2 separate regions of the Homo sapiens genome follow, and region 2 is linked to region 1. A link is a loop called in an ENCODE intact Hi-C map of the cell type or tissue named here. Cell type or tissue: mammary epithelial cell. All regions are shown on one strand. Each heading gives the region's core, and the rest is flanking DNA. Links, peaks and the distances in the headings are about the cores only. Region 1 holds the start of MRGPRG (MAS related GPR family member G). Region 2 overlaps CARS1 (cysteinyl-tRNA synthetase 1).

Region 1 (10,380 bases), core at 1,551-9,550:
TTCAGCAAGTTCACAGGATAGCTGTTAGATAAATATAAAAAAATCAAAGTCAATATACAAAAATAATACAAACTATCAATATACAAACAATATACAAACTATCAATGAATATTGGAAAAAGCAAATAAAAGATTATTTTTACATAGCATTGAGAAACCTTAAATAACTAGCAATACATTTTACCTGAAATGTATAACACACCTACAGTGAAAACTACAGAGACAGAAATGAAAGAAGACCACAATAAACAGAGAAAAACCATGTTCATAAATTGGTAAACTCAATGTTGCCAAGACGTCCGTTCTCCATAAGTTGATCCAGAGTAACTGAATAGAGTCAATGCTATCCCAGTCAAAATCAGTAGACATTTGCACAAACTGTCAAGCTGATTCTGAAATTTATATAGAAATGTAAATCTTGAAGAAGAAATATAAAAGTGTAGGAGTAACACCACTTGATTTCATAACTTAATGTAAAACTGCAGTAATGAAGACAGTGCGGTGTTGATAGAAGGACAGTGAAATAGAGCAGTCAACAGAATAGAGTCCAGAAGTCGACCCACCCTATACAATCAGTTGATTTACAATACAGATGCCAATGCAATCCAATGGGAAAAGGGGTTTTACCAGAACAACTGGATATGCATGGGAAAGAAACAGACAAAATGAACTTTGATCATCATCTCTCACCACCTACATTTAATCTGAGATGAACACAGGAAATGCAAACCTGGGAGTTTACCCATTGGCCCCTGGGTGTCTTTTTTCCATGCTTGATACATCCCTATTCCCATCCCAGGGTCAGCTGCCAACAGCCCCCTCTCAGGATCAACAGCCCCCTCCCAGGATCCACAGCCCCCTCTCAGGATCGACAGCCCCCTCTCAGGATCAACAGCCCCCTCCCAGGGTCCACAGCCCCATCTCAGGATCCACAGCCCCCTCTCAGGATCCTGATCTTTCTGTTCTTCTTGGCAGGTGCCTGTGTTTTATTTTCCTACCCTTCCCCTCTGTGAAGGCTCCTGACTTCTTCCTTTCCTGATCGGACCTTGTTCCACTGCAAATTCTACGCTACGTCTCCCCCCAGACCTCAGATCCTCTCCTGCAGCCTTCCTGCCATTGTCCTCTTTGGAGGCTGCACCAGCTCTTCCCTCTTCCCTGCATTGCTGCTGCTGCAGCAGCTTCCTGTGTGTCCCCTGCTCAGCCTGGACCCCCACCCCCGCTGACCCCCTCTCAGTTGTTAGTTTTATTTCTTTCATATACGTCTGATATTATCCCTCTCCTGCTTACAATCCATTTGCAATCCCCCACAGAGCAACCGAGGAAAAGCCACGCCCCTCGTCACAGCCCTTTAAAGCCACGCCCCTCGTCACAGCCCTTTCTCATCTCCCCTCGGTGTCTTTGGCCACCTCAGCTTCCTTACCGGGCTCTAGCATCGGGGTTCCTTCTTCTTCATGGTGCCCGGGTTGCGCCTCCGTACCTTACCCTGCCTTGGCTCCGTTTCCCTGGGAGGGTCTGCCTTCCCTTCAAGGTTCTTAGATTGACCTGACTGTGCTAGAGACGGTCACTCTTTCTTCTGCACCCACACTGCCCTTGGAAGTCGCAGACAACACACTTCCAGGAAGCCTCCCCTGCGTTCCGAGTGGGGACATGTGACCCTCCTGCTCCTCTAACATTAGGACCACGGGATGATTTGAGGTCCAACTGGGCCCTCGCCAATAAAGGGGACACTAAGGCCACTGGGCCACAGCCATGAACTGGGAGCGCTGAGGGCAAGCTGGGACAAATGGCGGCTCCCCAGCGTTTCTGTACACCACGTGCACCCTCAGCACACTGTCTTTGAATTGTGTTTATGTCTGTGTCTTCTCCAGACGTCAAGCTCTCTGGGGACAGGGGTCATAGCATGGTGGGTCCACATCTTGAGCCCTAGGCCCAGTGCCCAGCATGGAGCTAACTTAGTGATGTTTGTGAACCCAAAGGGGAGGGAGAGGGCCTGGAGCACTGGACTCTGCTGTGAGAAAACCTGGGCCCCTCTTCTGATGATCTGCTCAGCTTTCAGGTCAGTGGTCAGGACAAGAGTGGAGAGGAAGCTTCCATAATCCAGGACCAGCCTGGTCTGATTCCAGTTAGCTGCACTCTGTCTTCGCCACATCATTTATTCATTTGACCACATCTCTTTCAATGGTCCATCCATCCATCCATCCATCCATCCATCCATCCATCCACCCACCCACCCATCCACCCACCCACCCATCCATCCATCCATCCACCCACCCACCCATCCATCCATCCATCCATCCATCCATCCATCCACTTATCCATCCATCCATCCATCCATCCATCCATCCATCCATCCATCCATCCACTTAGCCATCCATCCACTTGTCCATCCATTTGACAACAACTCATCAAGCCGCTTTACCTGCCAGTCCCAGGGAGACAGCAGCAAGTCAGCTGCTGGCTCTGTGCCCTCATGGAGCTCATCTTCTAGGGAGACACAGACACTAAAGAGGCAAACACAGGAGCGAATAAGCAGGGATGGGAAGCACATGACACATTGGACTGTGCTGGCTAGGGGTGGGGGCTGCTTGGGCACAGTGGTCACCGTGGGTGCTGACAGGGCAGGTGCACACTAGAGGAGCTGAGAATTCAGCTTCTGCTGCCAGGAAGCCCTGGGCATCACAGAGCAGGACAGACAGTCACAAGGACAGGCCCCTGAAGGTTGGGCAAGACAGTGATAGGGGCAGGGACAGCAGAAGGCAGCGAGGTGGGTGTGCCAAGGTCAGGGCGGGCGGGACACACCTGGAGGTCTGCAGAGGTGGGCCAGGTGATTCATTTGGCCTTGAAGGTTTGGGCGGGCCGCCCTCTGTGGAGACCTGGATCCCTGCCATCCGGGCAAGGAGACCTTGCCCTGATGTCTCTCACAGACCTGGGCTCAGAGCAGTCAGGTGACACGCTGGAGGTCACTCAGCCCGAGAAGAGCGGGCAGGACCGGAGCGAAGCTCCATCTGGGCTGTAGTCCAGCTTTTGCGGCTGCCTGGACCCAGACCAGCCCAGGGCAACCTTGTCCTTCCATGTGGCTGTAGCTTCTCCAGGTACAGAATTCGACCTGGTTGTCTTTGGGCTCAGCAGTGGGTGCCGGGGCAGAAGCCCCTCGCTCTCCATCTGTCTAGACTGGGCTGTTTGTCATGCGCCCCAGACACCATCAGCAGCCAGCCGCCTTCCTGTCCTGCTGCACACAGATGGATGGCCCCATAGGGGGCCCTGCAGCTATTTCCTGGGCTGGGAGGATGGGACAGATCCTGTAGGTTTCACCTCTGAAACTGTCCCCACCCTTATCCCATTTCCAGGTCTTTCAGGAAGGAGGCCACACAGCTCCTGGGGTCTTGTGTGAAGTGTCACAAGAATGAACAACCCTTCCCACCCTGCCCTCAAAGCCTAAGCCTCCCCCTGCCACCAGGGCTCAGGCTTTCCCGTCCCCCTGAGCCCCCCAGATGGCCTTTAGACCAACAGTGCTCACACTCCCGTCCCTCTGAGCCCCCCAGATGGCCTTCAGACCAACAGTGCCCACACTCCCATCCTCCTGAGCCCCCCAGATGGCCTTCAGACCAACAGTGCCCACACTCCCTGCTGAGCTTCCAGTCCTGAGAGCACGGTCTAGGGAGAACTGGCAGCGGGCAGGCGGGCACGGGACTTGGCGTGGCCAGAACACATTCATCCCGGGGAAGGAAGAAAAACCAGCAAAGGTGCGTGCCTCTGGGTTGGGGGACTACATGTAAGCTTTTCTTCTTTCCAGTTGTTAACCTTCTTCAAAGTTTCCATAAACGAGCAACGTTTTACTTTTCTAGTGGAAAAAGAACAACTTTATGCAAAGGCAGCTGCAGAATGTCCCACCCGGCACCAAGAGCACCCATTGAATGCCTTCATTTGGGCAAAAAAGAAAATTTCTGCAGGTCTTTATTTAAAAAAATACATAACTGGAGTGCTTTTCATCAAAAATGTCCCCATTTGGGTGGAAAAAAATTTTGGCGATTTCTCTTTTTAGTATTTTCCGTAGGGCTTGAATGTTTTAAAAATGACCAGAAAGTATTTTATTTCATGGTCAGAAAACACATCAAATGGTTTGCACTTTGGAAACTTGGATCCCCTTCCTTCCTTCCTTCCTTCCTCGCTTCCTTCCTCCCTCCCTCCTCCCCTCCCCTCCCCTTCTCTCTTCTCTTCTCTTCTCTTTCTTTCTTTCTTGCTTTCTTGCTTTCTTGCTTTCTTGCTTTCTTTCTTTCTTTTTCCTTCCTTTCTTCCTTCCTTTCTTTCTTTCTTTCTTTCTTTCTTTCTTTCTTTCTTTCTTTCTTTCTTTTTCCTTCCTTCCTTCTTTCCTTCTTTTCTTTTCTCTCTCTCTCTTTCTCTCTCTCTCTGTCTCTCTCTCTCTCTCTGTCTCTCTCTCTCTCTCTCCAAAGCAAACACTTGGGGCAAAAGCTCCAGATGATCCAGGGCTGAGGAGGGAGGGTGAGAGCAGAGGTGGGAGACGGGAGCAACCCGCAGAGAGCGGATGGCCCTGGGGACGCAGGAGAGGCCGGGTGGGGACCAGTGTGGGAGGGGATGGGAGGGGACCGAGGGGATGGAGGCTCCTGCATCCGCCGGCCCACGGGGCTGGGTCTGTTCTGTGCAGAAGCAGCACCACCTGGTGGCCTCTGCTGGTGACATCAGGCACCTGCCAGTCCTGGGCCTCAGAGAGGGGGACAGAGCCCTGGGTGTGGTCCCCGCGGGGTGGGCAGGACAATGATGGCTGAGCAGGGCGGGGAGTAAGGAGTAGTTCCACCTCAACTCTGTAGGGGGCGAATCAGAGCCTCAGCCAGCAGGTGGCATGGACGGCGCCCACCTAGCCCAGGAGTCCGGAAGCCTGGGTTCCAATCCGGCCACTGTGGGCTGGTGGCTGGCTCTGTTTTATTGTGCAGTTTTCTCCCCTGTGACTCAGGTGCAGCAGGGTGGGGAGGGGCCGGGTAAGGGGATCTGGGCTGGGCCTGGGGGCGTGGTGCCTGTCCTCACCCCTATTCAGGAGGCTTCTCCTTTCTCTCTCCTTGCCTGACCTCTCTCCAGCTCCATTTTCTGCCTCCCTCATCCTCAGCAGGCCTGGCTGGGGGGTGGTCAGGGCCAAGTCTCTCCAGCTGTGTCCAGCCCTTGGGTGCTCAGGGTAAGAGCTAGGTGGTGGGCGGGGCTCCTCCTGGTCCTGAAAGCATCTGGGTGTGGGGTGAGCGAGGGTCGGTGGGGGTGGGCACCTCCTGGCAGGCCCTGTGGGCGGGGCAAGCCCACTTATAGGAGACCCATGGGCAGGGACTGTCCCCTGGCACCCAGCTCGGCGCCCTCCCCCAGGGCCCTCCGCAGTACCGACCTCAGCGGCTCCCGCTTCCCGGGCTGTCGGCCCAACCCCGAGTAGATGAGGGGCTTGGAGCTGCTGTTGACGCAGGCCAGCAGCGTGGCCAGCGGGGAAAACACGGGCAGCAGGAAGTTCAGCAGGGGCTGCAGGCTCCAGTAGAAGACCGAGGGCAGGCCACAGAAGAAGAGCAGGAGCAGCGCGCCCAGGACGATGCCGTAGAGCCTGGGCCGCGGGCGAGTGGAGCAGCAGGTCACCCAGACAAAGAGGACCACGCCAGCCGTCCAGGCGACGCGGGCCAGCACCAGGAACCAGGTGACGCTGGCCACGTGGTAGCGCGGGCAGACCAGGGGGCACGCGCTGTTGCGCAGCAGGCCGCAGGCGTTGGCGGGCAGCGGCACGGCCGGCAGGGTCGGGGTCCACACCAGGGCGCAGAGGACGGCCGAGGCGTGTCTGGGCCGGCAGCCCTGGTAGCAGGCGGGGAAGAGGTCGGAGAGGCAGCGCTCCACGCTGAAGGCCGCCAGCAGCCAGAGCCCCACCGCGAACCACAGGAAGGTGAGCACGAAGTAGAGTGTGTCCTGGGCGCCCAGGGCAGCCTGAGCCACGGAGAAGCCCACACGGCAGGAGAGGAACAGGAAGTCGGCGGCGGCCAGGTGCAGCAGGTAGATGGAGAAGGGGCCCTTCTTGATGCGGAAGCCGAGGTTCCAGAGCACCAGCCCGTTACCTACCGGTCCCCCGAGGCCCACGATCAGCGTCAGGTAGAAGACCACACTGTCGAAGGTTCTCCAGAGGCCGAACAGCCCAAACATCCTGGCCGGCTCAGAGGGTGCTGGCGAGGGACCTGCAAGATGGAGACAGACATGGTCCTCAGGAGTCTTTTGTGCCCCCGCTGGGGGCACAGGGAGTGGCATCCATGGCCCTGCAGGTGCCCTCTGGGTGCAGCCCCTGGACCACCCTTCCCAGCGGCGGGACCTCAGCCGGGTCTCAGCCCTCTGCACCTCAGGTCAGGCGTGCCTAATGCCTCCCCATACCTGAGGGCAGGCCCTGGGCTCCTGGCAGGGTGGACTAACTTGCTGAAAAGATGTCCATGTCCCTCATGGATGTGGTGAGGGTGATGCTGCACCCTCCACCGTGTGCCAGACAAGGGTCTGCAGACAGAGGGAACGTGCATGGGGAACCCACGTGTGGCGCCTTCCTCTTCCCCCAGAGGTGGGAGCTTCTCCACGGTGGACCCTCATGGGGCTCCCACCTGGTGAGCCTAGACCAGCCTGCTGGCGAAGTCCCCTCCCCGGAGGGTCTCTGGAGGTGTCCAGGGAGGTGCCCAAAGGCAGAGGCTGCAGGTGGTCTGAGGAGGAGGGAGGAGGGAAGATGCGGTGTGAGGAGCTGGAGGGAGCCCCCAGCCTTCCCTGTGCACTCCTGGCCTAAGCAGAAGCTGAATCCCGGGGCTCATGCTGCCGGCGGTGCACTCAGGAGGCTGCTCTGAAGCCTCAAGCCAAGAGAGGGGCTTTGGTGATGGTGGCAGGGCCAGGGGGCCTCTCCAGGAGCCACTAACACAAGGGGAGGGGCAGATACAAGTGGCCACTTGCAAGGAGCGAGGCTGAGAGTCCCGAGGATGTTCTCAGAGTGCGAGAGAGATTGGCCACCGGAAGCTGCGCTGAAAGGCAGAGGGTCTCAGAGCAGCCCTTCCCTTTCCAGCCATCCCTCCTCCCCCAGGATCCACATGGGTCATGTTCTTAGTCCTGGGAGATGCATCAGGACCAGGCTCAGCAGTGGCGGCGTCAGCGGTGAGAGACACGGGAGAGAGAAGAGAGATAGAGAGAGACAGAGAGACAGGGAGAGACAGAGATGTAGACAGACATTGAGAGACAGAGACAGAGAGACAGAGACAGAGAGCTACAGAGAGATAGAGACAGAGATAGACACAGAGAAACAGAGATGAGACAGACTGTGTGTGTGTGAGAGAGAGAGAGACAGACAGAGAGAGAGCCATCAAGCCGCCAACACACACCTGGAGCCCTCCCTGTCACATCTTTGCCTGGGCTGTGTCCCCTGCCCAGACAGCCCTGAATACCTCTCCCCTGACCCAGGTCCCACCCTACTTCAAGGTTTTGCTCCTTCTCAGGGGCCTGCAACCCCCTGCAGCTTCCTCCGACCCCCGTGAGCCCCCTGCCTCATGGCTGAGCATCCCCCGGCACCTTCTTTGTGCTTGTCATTGCCCCTAGTCAGGGGTTGGGGAGTGCGGCTCGGGCCTTGGCTCCTGTGCCTTGCCATGGCCGGGCACACGGTGATGGTGGCCTGTCCTCCGAGCCCAACCAGGGGCAGTGGGAGACCTCGGCCGGGCCCTGGCTTGTGGTGGTGAGTGTGGTGACTGGGGGTGGGGTGGTGGGGTGGAAACACACCTCCCCTCTCTGAGCCTCAATTTCCTCAAGGAGGAAACCAGACTCTCCTGGCTGTGCTCTGGCTCTGGCTCAGAGTCTGAGGCTGGGGGTGAGGCCGGCGCTCAGGCCCCCCATGCTGGGGTGAGGTTAGGCTCTATTCCTGGAGAGAGAGTTACAGAGAGGAGTGGCCCGGCGGCAGGAGGGGGCATCTTCATTGTTATCAGAACAGGTTCACCTGCTCGGCCCGCTCCAGCGACGCCCTTGAGCTCTGGTGTCCACACATTTCAACTTAGCCGGAATTCCCACCCGCATCCCGCCCTGCCTTCCCTTCCCAAAGGAAATCCAAACATCCCAGCCAGCCCCATCCACCGGGGAGCCAGGCTGAGAGCAGGGGCCACTGCGGAGGGCAGGGGAGGGTGCCAGTGCCTCACCTGGGGGGTGCAGTGGGGGCAGGCGGAGCCTTCTCACCTGTGACGAGGCTGCCCCCAGCTCTCTCAGGCCCTTCTGTGCTCAGACCAGCGCTCATTGCCTGGAGGCTCCTCCCGGTCCCTAAATCCTTTCATGTCCTCTGGGACCCAGCTGGCTGGACGGAGGGCACCCGGCCAGTTCCCTAGAAGTGACAGGGTGTGGCACTGTTCACAGAAATTGCAGGAATGAGCTAAAACAAAAAGTTGTCAGTGTGGGCAGGCCTTTCCTTCCTCCTCAGCCCCTCTGGCAGGGGAACTGAAGGCACCAGGTCAGTGCTTTCCACCCGCTCCCACCTCACCTGGTGCATGGAGGGGAGGGAGAAGGAGAATGGAGACCCTCTGTGCCCAGTGAGGCTGGGCCACCTTCCGGGTACTCCACTGATGTTGGGCTGCTCCTGCTAGTCTTTGGTTGGCTGTGGGCACAGGGGGCCTAGAACTGTGGACAGGGGCCTGGCTGTGTGGCCTTGAGAGAATAACCCAACCTCTCTGTGCCTTGGTTTCCCCCTCTCACTGGACTGACCGTTTATGGACAGCTCGAAGCCTGGGTTCCCAGGCTTGGGACTGGCTCTCCTAATGTGTCAGCCGACCACTGCGTCTGTGGGTGGTCTGCAGGGGCGGCCCCCACCCCTTCCTAAGGAGACCCCCTCACTGTCCATCTGTTTGCCTCAGAGCCTGGGCTCCCAGCCGTTGACGGATTGTTTTCCGCATTTTGCTCTGCAGAACACTGGACAGTAAGATGTTCTTGATAAGAGAGTTTTTCCTTCCACGGACTGCGTTCCGCAGCTCCTGGGTGGGGTGCAGAGTGTGTCAGCTCAAGCCAGAAATTCGGTCGTAAAGATGCTGTTTCTCTTCACGTTTCTCAAATGGACTTGGCTTCGGAAATCACTTCTGCAACACAAACCAGCAGCCTGTGCAGCTCTGGGCGGGGGCATGCCGGCTACCCAGCTCCCGGCATTGTTGCACATGGCTTTGAAACGCACGGCACAGCTCGTGTGGCCCAGGGGCACCTCCTGCCACCCTGCCTGCTGCCTCCACCCCAGATGCCGGTCCTCGCTGCTCTCCGGGACCTCTCCCGGCGTGGCTCCACCTCCTCCTCGAGGTCACCGTCCAGGCCTGTTTCAACTAGCGCCTCCAAGCCTTGCTTACCTGCCTCCTGTTTGGGTGAAACTTGGAGCATCTCTATTAACTTAGTTGGTAGCTCCGGTCACCTGCAGTCACCAGGGGCCCAGAGGGACGCACAGAGGGAGACCGGCTGCCTGGGTCCCTCCTGGCTGCCTCACCATCAGGGGCGGGATGAGGAGCTCAGCCTCAGCCACAGTGCGCAAGGTGAAGAGTTTTGATCCCTCGTACATCCTCGAGCCAGGCAGGGCGCCCGGCTTCTATCCCAGGTAGCAGAGTCTCCTATCCCAGGTCTCCGACGGCGACCGCAACCCTTTGCCCGTGGAGGACTTCCCCTGTCTAAGGGCCATTGGGAGTGGGATGGCCTAATTTCTGGGGTCGCTTTCTATTGGGCACTTCAAACAGTGCTGGGCAAGGGCAGTCGTTTGAGGCAGCTTGGAGTGAAGTTCTTAGGGAGGAGGTCCTGCGCAGCTCGGCCAGCCCCGGTCAGGCCCAGGCAGCCACCAACCCTGGTTTCTCCATCACCCCTGACCCCTCCCACAGCCCCTTCTCGTGTTTGCCCACCGTCTAGGCCATGCTTCCACTTTCTCACCTGGCTGGGTATCCCCTATGGGGCACGGGTGTCGGCCCCGCCGAGGCTGGGCTTTGGTCTGTCTTGTTCTCTCTGGGAGGGGTCTGGTGCGGGTGGAATACGTGGAGGGAGCCTCCGTGGGGGGAGCAACTGCTCCCGGTGTTGCAAGGAGGACAGAGCCAATGCCCGCCCCATCGTGTCATGGCCGACGGTGGCCTCAGAAGATGTGTCCACGTCCCCAGTCGCTGGAAGCTGTGCACGAGCTCTTCCTGGAGAAAAGGCCCTTGGCAGATACAAGGATTTTGAGATGAGCTCGTCCTGGAGTATCTGTGTGGGCCCTAAATGCAATGACAAGTGTCCCTATACAGGAAAGGAGAGGAGGGACACTGGAGAGCAGGGGGAGGCCACGTGAGGTTGGAGGCCAGCAGGGGTTACACAGCCACAGGCCAAGGAGGGCCAGAGCCACCAGAAGCTGAAAGAG
Region 2 (10,380 bases), core at 2,357-10,356, 170 kb before region 1:
CAAAGACCCTGGAGCTCCTTCAATAGGACACTGCTGCCATCTCAGACAGCTGGAGACGCTGCCCAGAAACACAGCCATGAGGCCACGGGATCATCACACTCACCCTGCTATGAGGAAACGGCCCAGGGTTCACAGGACTGAAAGCTTGTCCAAGAAGCCTGGCCACAGCCAGCATTCCTGCTCCCCTAAGGCTGCTATCTCCACACAGCTGGCGATGGGCTCCCCAGGAAAACGGGTTACCAGGCCCAGATATACAAATTCAGATTTGCAAAAGGGAAGAACTGAGAGATATCACATAAGGACCCTTGCCCCCCTTTTTTTTTTTTAGATAAAATCTGGCTGAAGTGCACTGGCGCAATCTCAACTCACTGCAACCTCCGCCTCCTGAGTTCAAGCGATTATCCTGCCTCAGCCTCCCAAGTAGCTAGGACTACAGGCACCTGCCACCACGCCCCACCAATTTTTGTATCTTTAGTAGGGATGGGGTTTCACCATATTGGCCAGGCTGGTCTCAAACTCCTGACCTTGTGATCTGCCTGCCTTGGCCTCCTAAAGTGCTGGGATTACAGGTGTGAGCCACCGCGCCTGGCCTGTGCTTTTGTTTCTTTGGAAAAAATGAACACACATTCGTTGATTCCAGAGTCCCACCCTGACCTGAGTGATCCAACAACAGACCAACTATGAACCGCTCATGAGAGACATGGCTTTGAAACAGGGATGTGGGAGGCTGAAGATAAAATGATGGAGAGGGAAGCCAGGAAGTGGCAAGCAGTCTGCCTACAACACACCAGATGCAGATAGGACCCAAGCAAGGGGTTCATGGAGAGAAATCCTTCATCAGGAAGTTAAGGGTCCTCCATCGGAGGGGTGAGAGCAACACCAAACCTTCATGTTCCTGAAACTATGGCCTCGGCGTCTGACAGACCCACACCCTCCTCAGTGAAGGGTATAGCTGACACTCCTTCCCGGGGGGTAGGGAGAGGCCGGCGGGCTGGAAGGGCTGAGCCTCCACTGCGGGTGAGAAGTGCTCAACAAGTTCAACGTCCTGATATCCAGTGGACCTCCGTGCTGGAGGCTGGTGATCCAGGGAAGGGATCCACCAGGAAGGGGTCTGGCTTCACAGGAGTAGGGACCTGGGGGTTAAGCAGAGCCTTTCCATTATCTCCAACCCCCCACCCCGAGACGGAGTCTCGCTCTGTCACCTAGGCTGGAGTACAGTGGCACGATCTCGGCTCACTGCAAGCTCCGCCTCCCAGGTTCAGGCCATTCTCCTGCCTCAGCCTCCCGAGTAGCTGGGACTATAGGCACCCGCCATCACGCCCGGCTAATTTTTTGTATTTTTAGTAGAGACAGGTTGTCACCGACTTAGCGAGCATGGTCTCAATCTCCTGACCTCGTGATCCGCCCGCCTTGGCCTCCCAAAGTGCTGGGATTACAGGAGTGAGCCACCGCGCCGGGCCAAGCAGAGTCTTTCCATGTCTGAGAGGATCTTGGAGACAGGACACAGAAGGCACATGGGAGGAGCTGGTAACAGGCGGGCACACTGAGGGCCAGACACAGGCACATCTGATGCTGCTGGGATGTCCAACAGAGGTGGAAGGGCGAGCAGGAGGAGGGGCACATGGCCCACTGTGCCAGCAAGGAAGGTGCATGCTTGGGGAGTATGAGCCATGGAAAGAGAGGGCGTTCCCACTCAGTGGGGGAAGCAGCTCTGATTGTCACAGCTACATGGAGGGAGATCCACAGCTACTGTCATCCCAGGGACATGGGCGAGGACACTACACTGGACTCCATGGCGCCTTGGACCCACTCGAGGTCACTGGATGCTCTAGCAGTCCCAGACTCCAGCTCCCACCTCCCCCTTCAGCCCCTGCTCAGTGTACAGCAAGCTTGAGTGAGGGTCGCCTGACATAATGCCCATCATTCCTGGCACAAGCAGACCCTGGCAGCCTCTTGCGCAGCCTGGGTGATGAGGGGATTTGGAACCTGGGGAGGGCACAGCAACTCCATTAGTGCTATCCATGGTCCATTCTGTTACACAGCAACGTGGCTCTGCTTCCTCTCTGTAGGTTAAAAAGTGTTTGCAAGAGCAAAACCCTTCCTTCCTCTCACAGTGTGGATGGAGGCTTGCGTCTGTGCCGCTCTTTCAACAAGTCCCTATGAGGGAAGCCTGGACAGGCCACTGCTGAGCTGGACGTACCAGGCCCGCTTCACCCTCCCTAATCCTGCCCCCCTCTGGCTGTGTCTTGGAATGGCACATGGCAGGGGGAACAACCTGACACCCGAGCCCTTGGAGAGAAGGCACCTCACAGCACAGGTGTCACTTGGGTGACCGCGCTGGAGGCTCAGGCAGGAACGGCTACATGGGGAAGGACGTGACCTGCACAGCAACGGCCTCTGCCCTACGCTGGGGAAGGAGTGTCTGCTGCAGAGTTATCCAGAAAACACGACCCACAGGAGATGTGACATCCCCACCTCCAGCCTGGTTAAAACAGTGATCTAGCAGAGGCCTGACCCACGGCAGAGGCGGGGGGGCATGTTCCCAATCCCAGGCCCCAACGGAGTCTGGAGAAGCCCCCAGAAGGCTGCCAGCTACAGCCAGGACCACCAGAAAACAGCACTAAACCTGCCCCCACATGAAGGTGGAGGAGTGCCCACAGCCACAGGAGGAGCTGGGCCACCCAAAGGCATACTTCAGTGATGATGGCATGGAGCCCCCTCAGATTTGCCACAGAGTGACAAAGCCATGCAGGCATCCCAGGAGTATCTCCCGCAAATAACCACAGGCACGTTCCACAGACACAACCAGCACCAACAGGCTGGAGCTACGGGACAGACATCATCTCAAAGAGAAAAAATGACTTATTTCTGATTTTTAAAAAGTTCAATGCCGGCCGGGCGCGGTGGTTCACACTTGTAATCCCAGCACTTTGGGAGGCCGAGGCGGGTGGATCACGAGGTCGGGAGATCGAGACCATCCTGGCTAACACGGTGAAACCCCGTCTCTACTAAAAATACAAAAAATTAGCCAGGCATGGTGGTGGGCGCCTACAGTCCCAGCTACTCGGGAGGCTGAGGCAGGAGAATGGCATGAACCCGGGAGGTGGAGCTTGCAGTGAGTGGAGATCGCACCACTGCACTCCAGCCTGGGCGATAGAGCGAGACTCCATCTCAAAAAAAAAAAAAAAAAAAAGTTCAATGCCAATTAATACTTTAGGATTCAACAATTCTAAAGCTGGAGGATAGACACGCTACAATCTTATGGAAGAAATAAAGAGAAAGAACTGAGTCAACCAGAGCCAGGCACAGCCTTAGCTAAAAATCACAAGGCTAGGGCCCGTGGCCTGGGCATGCTACGTGGAACCCCAGAGCCGCAGCGGCTCTGCACCCCACCACCTCAGGCAATCCTGCCACACCAGTGATGTGAACATACTGCTCCTGAATAACCAACTCCATAGGGCGTGATTTTATCCCAACCTCCATCCAGCAAGCGCTGCATCTGCCCATCCAGGCCACTTGCTCGAGACACACTTGGGCGAGGCTCCCTCTGGGGTATCCGCAGACGCCAGGTAAGCACCAGGGTGATGGAGAAAGCCCTTGACCTTGGGAGAGAGGTTCTAATGGCCAGGGAACCCACTCTGTTACTCACTTGCTTGGAGCCTGCAGGGCTGGCCTTTGCCACAGGGGCTACCCAGGAGCGCTTCTATGTGCCTGAACCACCGAGCCACGTGGAAGAGCTGGGGGTCAGCGGGCGGGGCCGAGAGCTGCCTGAACGCGTCCACGTCTGCCTGGGACAGTGAGTACCCCTGGACATAGCTACGCGTGCTGAGGTGCTCGTTCAGGGCTTGTGCCCTGGCTGCCTCGTCACTAATGCTCAGAATGGACCTGTAGTCAGGAGCTGCAAAGACAGAGGGCACATGGTGTCAGGCAGGCAGGCGGGCAGCCCAGAGGCCGCCAGAAAGACAGGGACTAGGGGATGGCACAGAACCAAGGAAAAAGGTGTTCAAGCCCTTCCCTGGACGCCAAACATCCAGAACAGGCAAAGGCACAGGGGCAGCGCTTCGACTGGGGGCGAGGGAGTGACTGCCTGACAGGTATGGATGGGTTCCCTCTTGGGTGATGAAAATGCTTTGGAACTAGACAGAAATGAAGGCTGCATGACAACATCATGCGCCAAATACCACAGAATTGTGTACTTTTCACTTTATGTCATATAAATTACTTAGTTTTTACATTTTTAATTTATGTTTTCTATCAGGGAAAGCAGGAACACAGTTCCACACCATCACAAATTACACAGTTCAGTTTCTGACATTTGGGGAAATCATAGGGGTCAGCACATCTGGAGTATAACGGATAAGCCTCGCCTTGGGAAAGCTACCTACATGATCATGGTATCCCTCCTGTCAGCTAAGTATGTTACGAGAATTTAACCTCAATTTTTAAAAACTCACAACAGAAATCCCCCAAACCAAACCAACTTCAAGCCTCTTTGCCGCAGCGGCACCCTCTCCCTCTGGGTGCTGGGGGATGAGGGGTAGGAGAACCCCACATTGACAATGTGTGCCATTTACACCCCTGCACCAAGAGACAGCTGGACTCTAGCATGGCTTCTGCAGGTCAAGGCCACAGCCTCAGGAGGACTGGGCCCCCTCAAAGGACCAGCCCAAGAAAGCACAGGGCTGCCAGGAAAATGTGGCTGCTCCAGCCAGCCTCACCTGGCCCCTGGCCCCTGGCCCCAGGCCCCAGCCTCCCTCCTTAGAGCCTTCAAAGCAGTAAGCGTGCACCTCCACCACTCAGGTGTGTCACTCAAGGACCCAAGAGCCACTGTTCCGCATGTCACCATTGGGAGGAGGAGCAGAACCCTAACTTTCACCACTGCCAGCTGTAGACAAGGCCGCCTTGACACATGCACGCTGACCAGCTCCATGGCTTTTTTCATTTGAGCCCCTGCTCACCCTCCTTCTCCTCCTCCATTCTCCCTTTTTTATTTTTATTTATTTATTTATTTATTTATTTTTATTTTTTAGAGACAGCGTCTGACTCTACTGCCCAGGCTGGAGTGCAGTGGTGCAATCAAGGCTCATCACAGCCTCAAAATGCTGGGCTCAAGTGACCCTCCAGCCTAAGCCTCCTGAGTAGCTGGGACTACAGGCACATGCCACCAGGCCCAGCTAATCATACTCCCTTTAAATCCAAAAGTCACCTCTGCTGAACTGGCAGGGAACGCAGCTCCTTCCCCTACTGTCAGGAATTAGGGAATAAAATCTGTCTCACCATTCTAAGGAATATCTCCCTGCAATTACCTCTGACACGGGAGTTGTGGACCAGGTGCTGTGTCCACAGCCCACGTCCCTAAAGTGGGGGCAGACCAGGCAGATGGTGCCAGGCTTCTGGCCAGAGGAGGGAGTCTGGTCCCTGAGCCCATGAGCACAGGTGCATCCAAACCTTGAACCAGTGATTGTGTTTGCTGAGAGGACTGTGGGAAAAGGACCGATGCTTGCTCCTTCCAGACAGATACCCTCTCACCCCAGAGTTCACTCAGGGTAGGAATGCACATGTCTGGCCACCCCTTGCTGTGCCAGCTGCCCTTCCTGGGCACAGGCTGCCCGACATCACAGCCATGGGGCGTGGATGCCCTGCACATCACAGTCCCCCTCTCTGCCTTCTCCCATTCCCTTTTGTCCCCCATCTCCGTGTTTACTCCTGGCACAGAGCCAGAGTCACCCCAACCAAGCCCACACAGCTTCTGAAAACAGAGAGCAGAGTGTGTTGCGGGGGTAACTGCACACGAATGCCTTTCTCTGCTTTGCTTAGTGTGGGGAAAGCCCTTCGTGTCAGGCCAATAACTGGCACTTCCCGGAACGCTGTGGTGTCAGCAAAGATGAGTCAGAATGGAGTGCACAGCTGCAGCAGCAAGAATGCCCCACTGGGCCGAGCTCTTCACCCGCCAGGGAGCCTACGGAGCCACGTGATGCCCCAAGGCCCAGCCTCCGTGGCTGCCGGAGAAGATGTCCTGAAGCCACCTCTTCTCTGCAGTAAAGGGGTGGGCACTCTGTGGGAGAGCCTTCCTGAAGTCTCAACATGGATGCAGGGCTTAAAATGGCTTCCTGGGATGACTCTCGCTGGTGGGATGACGAGTGCAGCGTCCCTCTAACTTGCCCTGCTTCCTTCCCACTGCACGGAGCCACTGTCCCATCTGACCCCAATAAGATGGCCACCCACTCCAAGCAGCCACAGGCACCCAGAAGCAAAGCTCTGGGCACACTCCCTAGCCAAAACTGGAATCACACCCCTTTACAAGTTATCCTTAGGAGCACCCATAGCCAACCCACGGGAGGATCCGGGGCCTCTAACTCAAAAGAAGCTTTGGACTTGAGAGCCAGCCCTTGTCACCTGGATTCCTGCAAGCCAGACACCGCCACCTGTAGCCAGCATGGCTCTCCCCTCACAGCCACAGGCCTCCAGCGGCCCTGCTGAAAAGCGCACGTTCACATTACTGCCCCCAACACCCACCTCGCCAGCAGCACAAGCCTGTCCTCATGCTGGCCATGGGCCCCCACCTGACTCACAATACCCTAGTCACATGGCCCCTCCACCTGCTGCTCTTTTTTTAGGGGGCATGCTCCCCAGATACCAGCAGGCCCCTTAATCCTTCACAGCTCTGCTAGGTGCCGGCTTCCCCACCAGGTCTTCAAGGACTCCCTGTCCATATGGCGCCCGCCTCTAGACCCTGAGCCTGGCTGCTCTTTCTCTCCGCAGCACCCCTGTCTAACACGTGCCCGCATTTCTTTCCTTCACCATCTGCCCCACCGCTCCATCTACCTTATTCACTGCTCGATCTTCAGCATCTACAACTGAGCGTGTGACATTCCAGATATCAGCTAAAGTTGCCTAGGGCACAGATGAGTGGACAGCAGAATGGCACCACAGAGTGCATGCCACCAGTGGTGGGCTGGCGTTCCCCTGTGGCACTGGGCCTCATGCACCCTTCTCAGAAAGACACCTGCACAAGGACCAGTGCTGGGAACCGGCCACAGCCTCTGCTGCTTTGAGCCCCCAGGGGCTTGCTTAGCAGGAGCCCTGCTGCCCAAAGATACCAGAGACATAAGAACAAGTCACTTTTCACTTCAGCTCTTCCAACAGTCCAAGGAAAGAGAAAGACAGGGGTGGACTCTGGCCCCACTGAAGGCGCCTGGGGGGTGCCGGGAGCTCTTGAGGGCCTCTCACCTGCCCCATCCCCACAGTTACAGGCCCAGTGTCAGCACTGACACTGCCGGGGCTTCCCTCTGAGAAGAAGGAGGCTGCTTACATGGAGATGCGCTCTCCTCCCAGCTGGAGATGAGATCAGGGAGGACGGAGGCGGAGGCAGACCCACAGAGGCAGCTCCAAGCACCCCAAAGTGAGGTCCTGGAAAACTAACTCTAAATAAATATCAGACTCCTACAAACTCTTTTGCAGAGCAACTTCCAGCCAGGAGACTTCTAGTTTAGCTGGATATTTCCCTCCAACAGCTCTGCAGCTGCCAGCAGGGGTCCCATTTCATGATAAAGAAAATGAAGTTCACTAAAGATTAGAGAACTTGCCAGAGGGATGGACAGAGCTGGAAGGTGAGCCTTGTCCCCTCACAGATCAGGCCACAGTTCGAAAGCTGTTCCCCAATGCTGACCCTCCACATTCCTCTCCCCTGTCCCCTCCCTGAGCCTTGGTCTTCTGCAACTGCTCATGCCTGGGTTGGACTCCACGACAGCAAGAGGGAAGAAGAGACAACAGCAGCACCCTGAGAAACAGTGACACAGCATCGGCTTCCAGCTGAGACAGCGAGCTGACAGTCACGTGCCTCTCACACTCAGAATGGATTCTGATGGAGAGACCACCAGCAACAGCCCGAACACTGACAGTGACGATGGTTGATGAGAGGGGGTGACAGGTGATTTTAATTCCCTCTTTTTCTTCATTGCTCACATTTTCTGCAGTAAGCATCTGCTATTTTTAAAATGAGAAAAACATCAAATGTCCTAACGGCGGCTGCAGTGGCTTTTGAGCGCTGAGGAAGCAGTCTGGGAACTGAAGCCGCTGTGTATCCGCTCTCTGGAGACCTGAGGGGCGGCCCCGACGCCCTCCAGGGCTGAGTACCTACACTCACACACACGGCGGCATTTCCTCACGGTAAAACACGCTCATAACATCAGCCCTGTAAAGCTGCAGGCCATTAAGTCAAATGACACTTGTAAAATGTTTAAAAGCTGCCTGGCACAGAGCCAGGGGCCCCATTTGCCATCATTATTATCATAATCGCTCTGGTATTATTAATGTTATTGTAATAGCCGCATGCTACACACAGAGAATTTCCTGGAGTTTTCCTAGGGCTCACACACCCATTTTTATTTAATTAATTTTATTATTTTAAAAGTTTATTACCAAATCTGCCTTGATCTTGGATCACATAATTCTTAAATGTACCGTCTAGAGCAGGCTAGACGGCTCATCAAAAGGGAACCAAGACCATGCTTGGGAAGGATCTTCTCAGAGCAGAAAGGTGCTGGTGCCCAGGGAAGCACAGGAGAATGACAGGCTTCCATGAGATGGACGCAGACAGTCATTTGGGTAATCGTGGTAGCTGCATTTAAGTGTGTCTCGAGGAAACAAATAAAAATAGGTCAGCTTTCAAGTGGTCATGGGTTTGAGCCAGGCTGTGGATCAGTCTGATGCTGAGATCAGATGAGAACACTTCTGAGCAGACTGAAAACCTCCCAGGGACCTGTTCCTCGACACTGGCCCTCATCGTAGAGCCTGCACGCTCCGTGCCGAAACTCCTGCTCTGCCCCCATGAGAAGGAATGTCCACCACCGGATGACCTTGCAGTTCAGTTCATCAACACATTGAGGGACATGGGAATGTCCCAAAGGTGGATGGTGGTTGTCACCGGCTACAAAGGTGGAGTCTCTACAGAACATTTATTGAAATCACATGCAAGTACCAAGCAATTGCTCAGCACAGATACCAAAACAAAGCCACACCAAATGAACAACAACCCTGACACGTCAAACAACTGTGGCAGTGCGACCTCTCCCTCTCTCTGGCTCTTTCCTATCAGCATTTATTTTTTATTTATTTTTATTTTATTTTATTTTATTTTATTTTTTGAGACGGAGTCTCGCTCGTCACCCAGGCTGGAGTGCAGTGGCATGATCTCGGCTCACTGCAAACTCTGCCTCCCGGGTTCAAGCGATTCTCCTGCCTCAGCCTCCCGAGTAGCTGGGATTACAGGTGCCCGCCACCATGCCCAGCTAATTTTTGTATTTTTAGTAGAGACGGGGTTTCTACATATTGGCCAGGCTGGTCTAGAACTCCTGACCTCAGGTGATCCACCCACCTCGGCCTCCCAAAGTGCTGGGATTACAGACGTGAGCCACCATGCCTGGCCTCCTGTAAGCATTTAAACCTCTCCCGGCTGCCCTGTTTCTCTTCCTGCGTTCCCTTGAGGCTCTCCCAGGTCCACTCCAGGCATGGCCCTGGTGTGCCTTCAGCAGCAGAACCTGGGGGATCCAGAGAAGTCACATTCTTGGGCTCACCAGAGACCTGCCAAATCAGAATCTCTGGGGTGGGCCCAGCAAGTGAGGTTTAAACCAGCTTCCCCATGGGTGGAAAGCTTGCTAAAATGCAGACCCCTTTACAGCAGGTCTGAGCTCCTAATAAGTGCCCCGGTTTGGTGGGGGTCTGCACCCCTCACTCACCCTGACCCTTTGCCCTCTGACCCTGCTACTTCAAAGGTCCCACCAGGGTCCTCATCTTGTGGGTGTCCAGGCAACATCTCACCCTGCAGGTTACTCCCTTTCTGCAAATGTTCCCCTGGTCCCACCCTCTACAGCTGCTCCTCTTGGGTCCTTCCCAGTGATCCACTCCCTGCCCAAGAAGTGTTCAGAAAGGGGACCGGAAAAAGCCCCCAGACATGAATCGTGGGGAGGAGAGAGGGGCATGCACCCCTGCTCTCACCAACTAGGAGCCAACACTGCCCACTCCCAGAGACCAGCGCCTCCTCCCACAGGTGAGGGCTTCCCCTCCCACTCCCCGTCCTGATCACCAGCCCCGGAGGTCCAGCTGCAACTCGTTCACAAAGGTGGCCCCCAGGCATCCTCTCTCACCCCCAAGAACAGCATCTCCATCTTCCTCCTTACTGGGAGGGAGGTTATTCATTATTAGGGGCATCCAACATCCCTCACAATGAGCCTGTGGGGTGATCAGACAGCAATATTGCCACCCAGAGCACCCACACTGGAAATGGCTTAATCTCCACCCCAAGGGTACTGCCTAAGGCTCTTCAAATACCCGGAAACATGGTACCTGAGTTCATAGAGGAGCAAACATTTCATGTGGCTC

What was found. A loop is a pair of places that touch in the nucleus more often than their neighbours do. Peaks named below come from ENCODE experiments on the same cell type or tissue, not always from the same donor. Only the 100,000 strongest peaks of a DNase experiment are listed, where the experiment ranks them.
Region 2: it touches region 1 in a loop (9-fold over the local background); 6 of 110 quality-filtered maps call a loop at or near these places.

What each region holds. Positions count from the first base shown.
Region 1 is chr11:3,212,641-3,223,020 of GRCh38, forward strand. MRGPRG (MAS related GPR family member G) reads right to left here and starts at 6,173. Exons shown (of 1, transcript NM_001164377.1): 1 at 5,304-6,173. The coding sequence starts at 6,173. The coding sequence ends at 5,304. MRGPRG-AS1 (MRGPRG antisense RNA 1) reads left to right here and starts at 5,692. Exons shown (of 2, transcript NR_027138.1): 1 at 5,692-5,919; 2 at 8,930-10,380. RefSeq lists an enhancer at 7,269-8,231. In mammary epithelial cell, for the core only: a CTCF peak has its summit at 4,683 (motif pointing left); a DNase peak (open chromatin) is centred at 4,691; H3K27me3 peaks cover 129 bases.
Region 2 is chr11:3,044,104-3,054,483 of GRCh38, forward strand. CARS1 (cysteinyl-tRNA synthetase 1) reads right to left here. Exons shown (of 23, transcript NM_001014437.3): 2 at 3,650-3,898. It also overlaps the pseudogene RNU1-91P. Among named protein-coding and RNA genes, the nearest start is that of CARS1, 8.1 kb to the right of the region's middle. RefSeq lists enhancers at 1-229, 5,998-6,067. In mammary epithelial cell, for the core only: a CTCF peak has its summit at 5,931; a DNase peak (open chromatin) is centred at 5,888; H3K27ac peaks cover 655 bases.